2 separate regions of the Homo sapiens genome follow, and region 2 is linked to region 1. Evidence: chromatin contacts called from ENCODE Hi-C or POLR2A ChIA-PET data. All regions are on one chromosome and are shown on one strand. The core of a region is the stretch at or near the end of the contact, and the rest is flanking DNA. Distances in the headings are between cores, read along the strand shown.

The links. Hi-C counts contacts between places; a loop is a spot of excess contacts on that map. ChIA-PET counts read pairs that join two places held with the same protein, here RNA polymerase II (POLR2A). Pooled maps may share reads with other maps.
Region 2: a map of endothelial cell of umbilical vein shows a loop between it and region 1 (5-fold over the local background). The contact joins two enhancer-like sites. A Hi-C loop is called at or near these places in 2 of 168 maps with a recorded cell type or tissue (MCF 10A and endothelial cell of umbilical vein) and 2 of 50 pooled maps. POLR2A ChIA-PET finds 5 or more read pairs at or near these places in 1 of 52 experiments (MCF 10A).

The regions. Positions count from the first base shown.
Region 1 is chr1:97,898,118-97,902,534 of GRCh38, reverse strand. The region is part of intron 1 of DPYD (dihydropyrimidine dehydrogenase); the gene reads left to right. Among named protein-coding and RNA genes, the nearest start is that of DPYD, 21 kb to the left of the region's middle. Within about 2 kb of position 1,379, at least 3 of the 41 ENCODE cell types and tissues checked have a DNase peak (open chromatin) inside an H3K27ac peak, as active enhancers do; they include endothelial cell of umbilical vein, where a contact is called at or near this core.
Region 2 is chr1:98,324,239-98,328,509 of GRCh38, reverse strand. No RefSeq gene overlaps it. Among named protein-coding and RNA genes, the nearest start is that of LINC01776, 120 kb to the right of the region's middle. RefSeq lists an enhancer at 3,831-4,271. Within about 2 kb of position 2,314, at least 8 of the 41 ENCODE cell types and tissues checked have a DNase peak (open chromatin) inside an H3K27ac peak, as active enhancers do; they include endothelial cell of umbilical vein, where a contact is called at or near this core.

The DNA of each region.
Region 1 (4,417 bases), core at 130-2,629:
AATTACTTGACATGTGGGCATCCTGTAATCTTTCCTATGGAAATTAAAGAAAACCAGTTTTACCCAGTAAATCCAAAACACTGAACTTCTGACCTCTTATGCCTCTCTGGTCTATATTATTTATGCATCTTCTAATTCTTGCTCTTATGCTACTTTCAAGTATGGTTTCTTATCAGAAGTAGGCTCGTAGGCAATGTAAAGTCATGGATAATTCAAAGTATTCAGGAGCCTCATTGTAGTGATATTTTTGTATGAGTGTGGTGATGTCATAGAGTTAGGAGACTTGGTTCTAATCTTGACTCAGTCTTTAATATGGATTGTTCTTTTACTTCACTAGGCGCATCTGTAAATAGAGGTCCCTTGTGGCTCTTACACTCTAAGGAGATACAATTCAATTTATTGCAAGTCTCTATATTTATGCCTTATATAAGTTCCTGGAGATACTGAGAAGGGTAATAGCCAGTCATCATACTCAGTAAGCTGAAAGGCTAGTGGGGCAGACAGGCATATAAGCAGAGAATTTTAGACTATGTGGATTTCAATTGGAATACAAGAATTTGAGGGTTTAATAATATATGTAAACTATTTTATAAATTGATAAATATTAAACCCAGAATTTCTATTTTAATGGAAGTAGCATTACCTGACATTTCTGAATGGTAAATGTATTTTTGATACCAGAGCATCTGTGATTTTTTTACAATTAAAGAAAAATCTTAGCTTTTTAGACAAGATGTGTGAACTTAATTCAAATCCAACAATTAATTGAAAGGCACTGGAGACATGCTGTATTTCACTGTCAGTTTTTTGTTATTGTTGCTGCTTATATGTCATTTGTAAGATGACACCATTATTCAAGTGATGAGCCAAACAGTACTAAATATTTTTTTCTAAGCCAGTTTTCTATCCCAACTTTTATTTTCTGTGCATACTATTCCCCTTATAATCACAAATTGTTAATATGGGAGGTGTATTTACTTTTCTGTCTCTTTACAACCTATACTCATTGTTATCAAGTCCTGCTAGAGCTTCCTTAACAATATTTCTGAGGTTTGTCTCTTTCTTTTCATTTGAAGTAACACTATATAAGCAATGTGTACCAGGAAGTTTGGTATATATTGTGGCTTAATCAGCATATAATAGACTTTTCTTTAATCTGACTTATTTCAGGTCTTGTTTCTGTAGCTGCACCAGCGCAAAATTGATTTCAGTATTTACAGTGAATATGCAGCAATCGTTGAGTTACTACATTAAAATGAAACTAATATTAGCTGCCCATAGAAGAAGTACAGAGTAGTGAATAACAGTCCATAATCTGAAGCCAAAATATGTGGGTTAAGAATCTCTGTTACTTCCTGGGGAAGTTACTCAATCTCCTTGTGATTTAGTTTTCTCATCTGTACTTGAAAAACACTTGAAGGGGTGCCTGGCATACTGTAAGCTCTCATTCAACATCAGGTATTACCAAATAGTCATCTGATATAAGAACATTAAAAAATGTTCTTATATCATTTTTTAATATAATTTTTTTCGAATAAAAGACATTATAAAATTTTGATAAAAAGTTGCTAAACTGTCTTATTGTTGAAGTATATATTAGACTGAGAACACATCCAGAAATCAAGTTAGAATATTAATAGAGATAGGGTGTTTTGCATGGTGTATCTTGGGAGCACAGAAATGTGTTATCTACTGCGGCTTGATAGGAGGGAGGGATTTAACAGACTGGTTGGAAGTGTGGATTTTGGGGAGGGAGTTGTGTGCATGGGAGATTTTCAAAAAACAGTTTGCAAAGGAGCATTGGATATATTTTATTCACATCATTATGCTATATTGTAAAAAAATTATGTCAGTTAAAATGGAGAAACCTATTAGCAGTCAATGAATGGAGATGAAAATGAATTACTTTTTTTGTGCTGGCACAATAAAATTTCCATTGATCATTCTTTGAAATGAGTAAGTTTTGGTTTAGGATTTTTGACATTTGATGGATTTCAAGAAAAATACTTAAGCTGATGTGATTTCCCACTTATCTTTTAAGTACATAAGCCAAATGCTTTTATTTTGAAGTTTCCATGCACCCTGGTTTTGAATATTTTGCCTTGTTGATTGGACTATCAGTCCTTCCCATACCTAGTTGACCACCAGAATCACCTTGGGCACTGTAAAAACCAGGTGTTGGGGTATAACATGGGAAAAATTGCTAAAAGCGGCTTAAAGAAGACAGAACTTTATTTATTCCTCATGTAAAAGAAGTCCAGAGATAGATACTAGAGTGCGTATAGCACCTTTTTGTTGTCAACAGGTTTCTGTCTTTCCATTCTGATATCCTCAAGTTCACCTCTCTGTTGAAGTTAGCAGCTAGAGCTCCAAAAGCAGAGAAGAACAGGAAAAACAAGGTATACCTCTCCCTTTAATGAGACTCCTTAAAAGATACACACTTCTAAATGCATATTATTTCCTGGTACTTAGCTGAATGGCTTGTCAAAGCCTGGGAATTATAGTCTGTAGCTGAGAACTATGGCTCCCAAAATGTAATAGGGGTTTGCTACTAAGAAGGAAGGATGGAGTGCATACTGAGGCAGGAGAGCTGCAAAGTCTGCCACAGACATTTGTTAAACTGATTGATTCCCAAGGCCTATCCATGTATAATTGATAGATGTGTAGGGAAATCTGAGATATTCTGATGCAGCTGATTTATTCAGGAGTATCTGTGATAAGTTAACTTTTTCTACTTTAAAGCCCATGGTCCCATGACCACGTATCAATCTCTAATACATTTACCTAAGATTCCTATATAAAAGTGAGTAAAGAAATTACGTATTGCCATTTTGAAAATTTTTCTGTATTGTTTGTCCAGGTGCTCTATAAAATTAAGCCATGTGAAGGAGTGGCCACTAGAGTATGATACTCTTACTGGAATTCTGCATACACTCAAGGTGGGACACTAGGGAATAGATGTACATTTTGTATTGGGGGTTCCAAGACCACCTCCAGGCACAATTGATTTACTATAAATACCCTCAGGATATAGAAGTTGTTGTATTCATGGTTATAGTTTATTATGGTGAAAGAATAAATTAAAAGAAACAAAGGGAAAAGGCGCATTTGTCAAAGTTCAGAGGAAGTCACCCACAAGCTTTCAGTTGTCCTCTCCCAATGGAGTTACATGGCACACATTTAATTCTTCCAGCAAATGATGTGTGACAACATGTGAAGAGTTGCCAATAAGGGAAGCTCACCCAAACCTTAGTATCCAGGGTTTTTAATTGCGTGTTAGTCATGTATACATATAGTGCTGTGTGACTGACTTCAGTTATTCAAGGTTCAGACCACCAGAGAAAAAGCAGATACTCATCATTAATCACACTGTTAATGTAAACTAGCCAACTGTTACAACGTGGCCCAAGGCCTTTGGCATTAAAAAAAAAAACAAAACAAAACACTCTTGTCTGACAGAATAGTCACAGCTTGGTTCCTAGGAGTGAGCTGAGGGCCACTTCTTCTGAAAACAAGCCTTTCTTGGGAATGCTTAGTGTATTAGTCTGTTCTCACGCTGCTGATTAAGACATACCTGAAACTGGATAATTTATAAAGGAAAGAGGTTTGATGGATTCAGAGTTCCACATGGCTGGGGTGGCTTCACAATCATGTTGGAAGGCAAAGGAGGAGCAAAGGCACATCTTACATGGTGGCAGGCAAGAAAGCTTATGCAGAGGAACCACCATGTAGAAAACCATCAGATCTCATGAGACGTATTCACTACCATGAAAACAGTGTGGGGAAACCTCCCTGATGATTCAGTTACCTTCACCTAGCCCCACCCGTGTGACATGGGGATTATTACAGTTCAAGGTGGGTTTGGTTGGGGACACAGTCAAACCATATTGCTCAGGATTTGAGCAACTCAGGCCTATCAGGTTCTTTCCTGTACACATTTCCACCTGAAACAATAAAAAAGAAACAAAATATATGAAACAATTATTTTTAAGATACTGGCTATCAAGCAATGAAATACAGTGTTCCCTGAGAAACATAAACAAATGAAGGAAACCCTAATATTTTTCTAGTTTATCCTCTTGAGAGAGTTTATAGGCTGCAGATCAGAAGGGGGAAACCACACAAAGCCTGGTGGAATCCTTCAATTGGAGAGACAGAGCTGAAAGTCTAGGGAGACCAAGGAAGCTAGAGTTTGTAGAACAGAACAACAGAGAGGCTAGAGCTGCTCAGAGAGAAACCTGCAGATCAGCAGAGGGTTCCCCTTGAGTACTCCACAGAGTAATGATTAGTATACGCATGTGGGAAAATGACCCATGGCTGCGTAAAGAACAGTCCGACGGAACTAGCACTCACATGGGTCTGGGAATAATGCCTCCTCCCACCAGCCAGACTGGAAAACTTCATGATTCATACGACA
Region 2 (4,271 bases), core at 1,065-3,564, 430 kb before region 1:
TAAGTAAATACTGCAGTTCTAAGTCACAAGTATATTTTCAAGGTGCAGCTCCTGGAATATATATATTTTTACTCCATGGTTACGAAAAGGAAATCTGTCCTGATGAAAGGCCACTGCATTGCACAGCTCCCGCTTTGCATGCCTTCATGGGCACCATTCACATTATATTCTTTGTGAATGGTGTTGTCTAGAATTTTGTAATGTGGTAGCCCTGCTGACAAAGCCATATTTCCACTGAGGTCACCAGGAGTCTGACTTACCATGATCATACTTACCTCCAAAGGTAAAAAAGAAAAGCGAAGAAAACTTGAATCATCTTGGAAGAGGCACTCCGAGAATCTTTCTGGGGAACACATACCATATGAGCATTTTATCTAACACTTTAGTGCCTGAACCGTTTTGCTAATTTGACATGGGAAGCGCTAATAAGATAAAAAGCTCAGGTGCCCTTATCCCATTAGCACTTCCTCTAGAGTTTTTCTGACCCACATTCTGACCTGATCTCTCCCTTATTCCCCATGGTTTGTATTGTACTGATTAAAGCCTTCATCCTTTTGAAAAGATGCTGGGGAATTGTCTGGATTTAACTAAAATTTCCAGCTTAAATTACTGTGTGATTTTTAGCTGATCAGAACCCATTTAGCATAGGCGGCAGTGGCCCAGTCAGGGGATAGGCGACAGAGTGCACAGAGGATGCAACCAGAAGGAGCCAGTTAATAGGCAATTAAGGCTTCATTGCCTTCCCACCACCACAAAGCTCCTTATCTGGGCTCACAACCACGAGCAAGAAAACCAGCCAGTTGAAATTGCTGTTTATTTTGTTTGGCTATATCAGAGTTTTCTTTTTGTTTTGTTTTTGGTGGTGGTGGTGGTGGTTTTCTTTCCAGATTCATCTGCGTTTAGTCAGAACTCATATTTTTCAACCTCCTAGTCTTAATCCAGACCAAACTGTTTTAGAATGTCTTTTTATTAGAAACATGTAGATTTCTCATTATTAGAAACATGCCAGTTTATTTTAGAGAAAAATAATTAAGGGATACGGTTGTATTCATCCCTATCACTCTAAGTGAAACATAAAATCCCTCTTTGCTCCTCCGCCTGCCAGGGTACATATCCAGGCTTCAGTTATTTCCTGTTTTAATTACCACAACCGCCTATTTCTTGGCCTTTTTTCCTATATTTTCTCCTCCTAGTTCTGTTTAGATTATTACTGCCAAGTCAATTTCCCTTTCATGCTAAGGACCGTGTTGACGTAGTCCTTGGATTTGACACAAGCTTCTCTAATATTTATGCTTCAACCTCGGACTCTGTCACCTTCAAAGTTTCTTTCCTTTATTAGCACCTTGTTTCCTGCCTCTCCACCTAGCTCAGTTTCCCAGTCTTTTCTCTCTTCCTGCTCACAGTTTGATGAGTTTGATGACTGTATGTAGGTAGAACACCTATCCATCTTTATTCTGCTGGTCAAAGAGGGCACCGTACTAGCAAATAGGAGACCTGGTGACAGTCTAGCCATCATCTCGCATGAGTGTTCATTTCACAGAGGAGTAAACTGGGGCACAAGAGGTGCAGGTCGCTGGTCCACAGTCATGCCGCACGTCAGTGGCAGAGGCCAAGTGAAATCCTGATTCTTCCCAGGGCTCTTGCTCTTCACCAGTGGTTCCCAGTGTTTCCAAGCATGAGGGTTCTTTCTTGATGTTAAAACTTTTGAAAAGAGATTTCTGGTTAAAAATGATAGCTAAAGGACATTTGTTTATCCCATTTCCCTAACAAAATTCCTGTAAAAAATCTAAAGATATGAATCCATATTATCTCCAGAAAAGAAAGAAGCCATCAATGGATAAGAAAATTTTACCAAATTCTGGAAAACAGTGGTTTAAAAAATGACTGCTGATGCATCAAGGACAAAAAAAAATCATAGACTATAACTGAGTGCTTTATTTTTTTTATTAGTAGCCCTATCAATAAGAATATTTTAAATACACCCTTTCTTGTATATATATACACATATGAACATATATGTATATCTACAAAATGTGTATTTTTAAATTACTTGGCTTTCTAAGCAATAAAATACATTGTTTTCTTTATCAGTTAGACTGGAGTGCAGTGGCACAGTCATAGCTCACTGTAACTGCTAATTCCTGAGCTCAAGCAATATTCCCGCCTCAGGCTCCTAAGTAGCTGGAACTACAGGCATGTGCCACCATGCCTGGTTAATTTTTAAATTTTTTTCTAGAGACAGTGTCTCACTATGTTGCCCAAGCTAGTCTCAAACTCCTGGCCCCAAGCCATCCTCCTGCCTCAGCCTCACAAAGCTCTGGGAATACAAGCATGAGTCACCATGCCCAGCCCCTTGTTTTGACAAAAAATAAAAAGTACATCAAAAGAAAAAGGCAGCATTTTAAAACCGAGCAATCACGTATAATGGAAATTACATTTTTACTTTAGAGTGACTAAGTGCCCAAAAAAGTAGTTTAAATTCGGGAATGTTTTTAAACAAATTTCTAATTTATCAATCAATTAGTATCTGCATACATATGAAACATAGTACATATATATGAAGTGTCATTTTTTCAGTATATAAGTACTGTTTGATATCTATCTGGATGATCAGACCCCTTGAAGTCACGGTGTTTGGGGAACTACCACTACAGACTATTCTTTCCATCTGCTAGGGAGTTTAATGACTAACAGGTTGAATCCAGTTAAGATTAGAAAATAACGGAACAGCAAGATTCTTCTTGTCAAAACATGATACCTGAACAAACGAAGACATTATTTCTTTGTGGGACTCATTGCCAATAGAAGATTTACTTACTCTACAGCAGATTTGAGCATTTGAAAAAGAAGGAAGAAGGGAAGGAGTCATGAGGCAGAAAGTTTATTTACCTATGGAAAGAGAAGTAGAGTTGAATAACAAATCAATGCATTTGAACATTGCAAAAGCCTCCTTAAAATCATACTTAAGCGATTGGGCTCAACTGATACCAACTCAGGCCTGATTCCTTTTCCTAAATAATTCAAATAATTGATTTTTTAACTTTTATTTATGTATATTTTCATAATTTTAGTTATTTAGGTAATTTCAGAATAACATTGCCTTCAGTCTCCATTTTCTTCTCAGAAACAATGGCAGACCTGTTCCACTAATGAGTACATCATAGGCAGCATTCCCATTTTCTCCAGACACTTTCAGTCAGTCCCAACCTTTTCTACACCCTGTGTGTAAGGGACATTTATCCAGAACCTCCAGCAGCAGTACTGGCTTCACTGAAATTACACTTTGCAATTATTGTATTTTCACTATTTTGTAATGACATTAAGTTTATCTTGATAGCTTTCAGAACTTGAAAGTCTTAATTCAAATAAAATGACTAAAATGGCTTGATTCTATATTCAAGCCAAAATTAAGACTTCTTTTCCCAAAAACAGAAAATCCCTCTAATACAGAGAAATTTGTATTCCTTTCCTCTGGAGCAACTCAGAGTTACTATTATCTTAACTTCTTTAAAAGCACATTTCTGTCTCTCATTCACTTTCTCTTTCTCTTTATTTTCTCTTTTTGTTTGTATGTCTCTGTCACTCTCTCCTCTCTTACTGTCTTAATTTTGTATCCCTCAAAATTTCAAGATGAGGTATGAGGTTCTATGATCATGATGGAACTTTGAATAACATTTTTGTGACAGTCGTGATTATACCTATCTTAACCAATAGTCTTGTAATGAGCAGATAGATTTCTATGTAAGTATAATTCATAAATAAAGAAAATAGGTACACTCAATCTCTCTTTATTAGACTTAAAGAATAAGTTGCTTATAGTCAGACCAATAGATTAAGAAAAATCATTTTAAGGAACAACTCAGTGAGCTAAATTAAAGCAGCATAGACTTCTTAGAAAAAGGTATGATTTCAGCAAAAATTTTATCCTTGTACATGACACTTGTCAACAAAAATGAAGATGAGTAGTATTGAACACAAGCCATTGTGAACATAGCAATAAGTATTATACTACTAATAATCATGCGACTTTTCTGCAAAATGTTGGAAACACGTTACTTTCATTTATGATCAGTCAAGTCAGTAACAGACAAGTCTGTTACAGGGATTTTGCCTGATACCATTGTGGGGGCTAAACACTTTCCGTAAGGCTGCTGTCTTTGTGTCTGCTGCTTGGGCATGAAGTCCAGAGGGCAGACAGTGAAAAAGAGAACATGATGTAATACAAGGATATTAAGAAAGAGCTGGAACCCACAGGCATGAACTGAAACTCC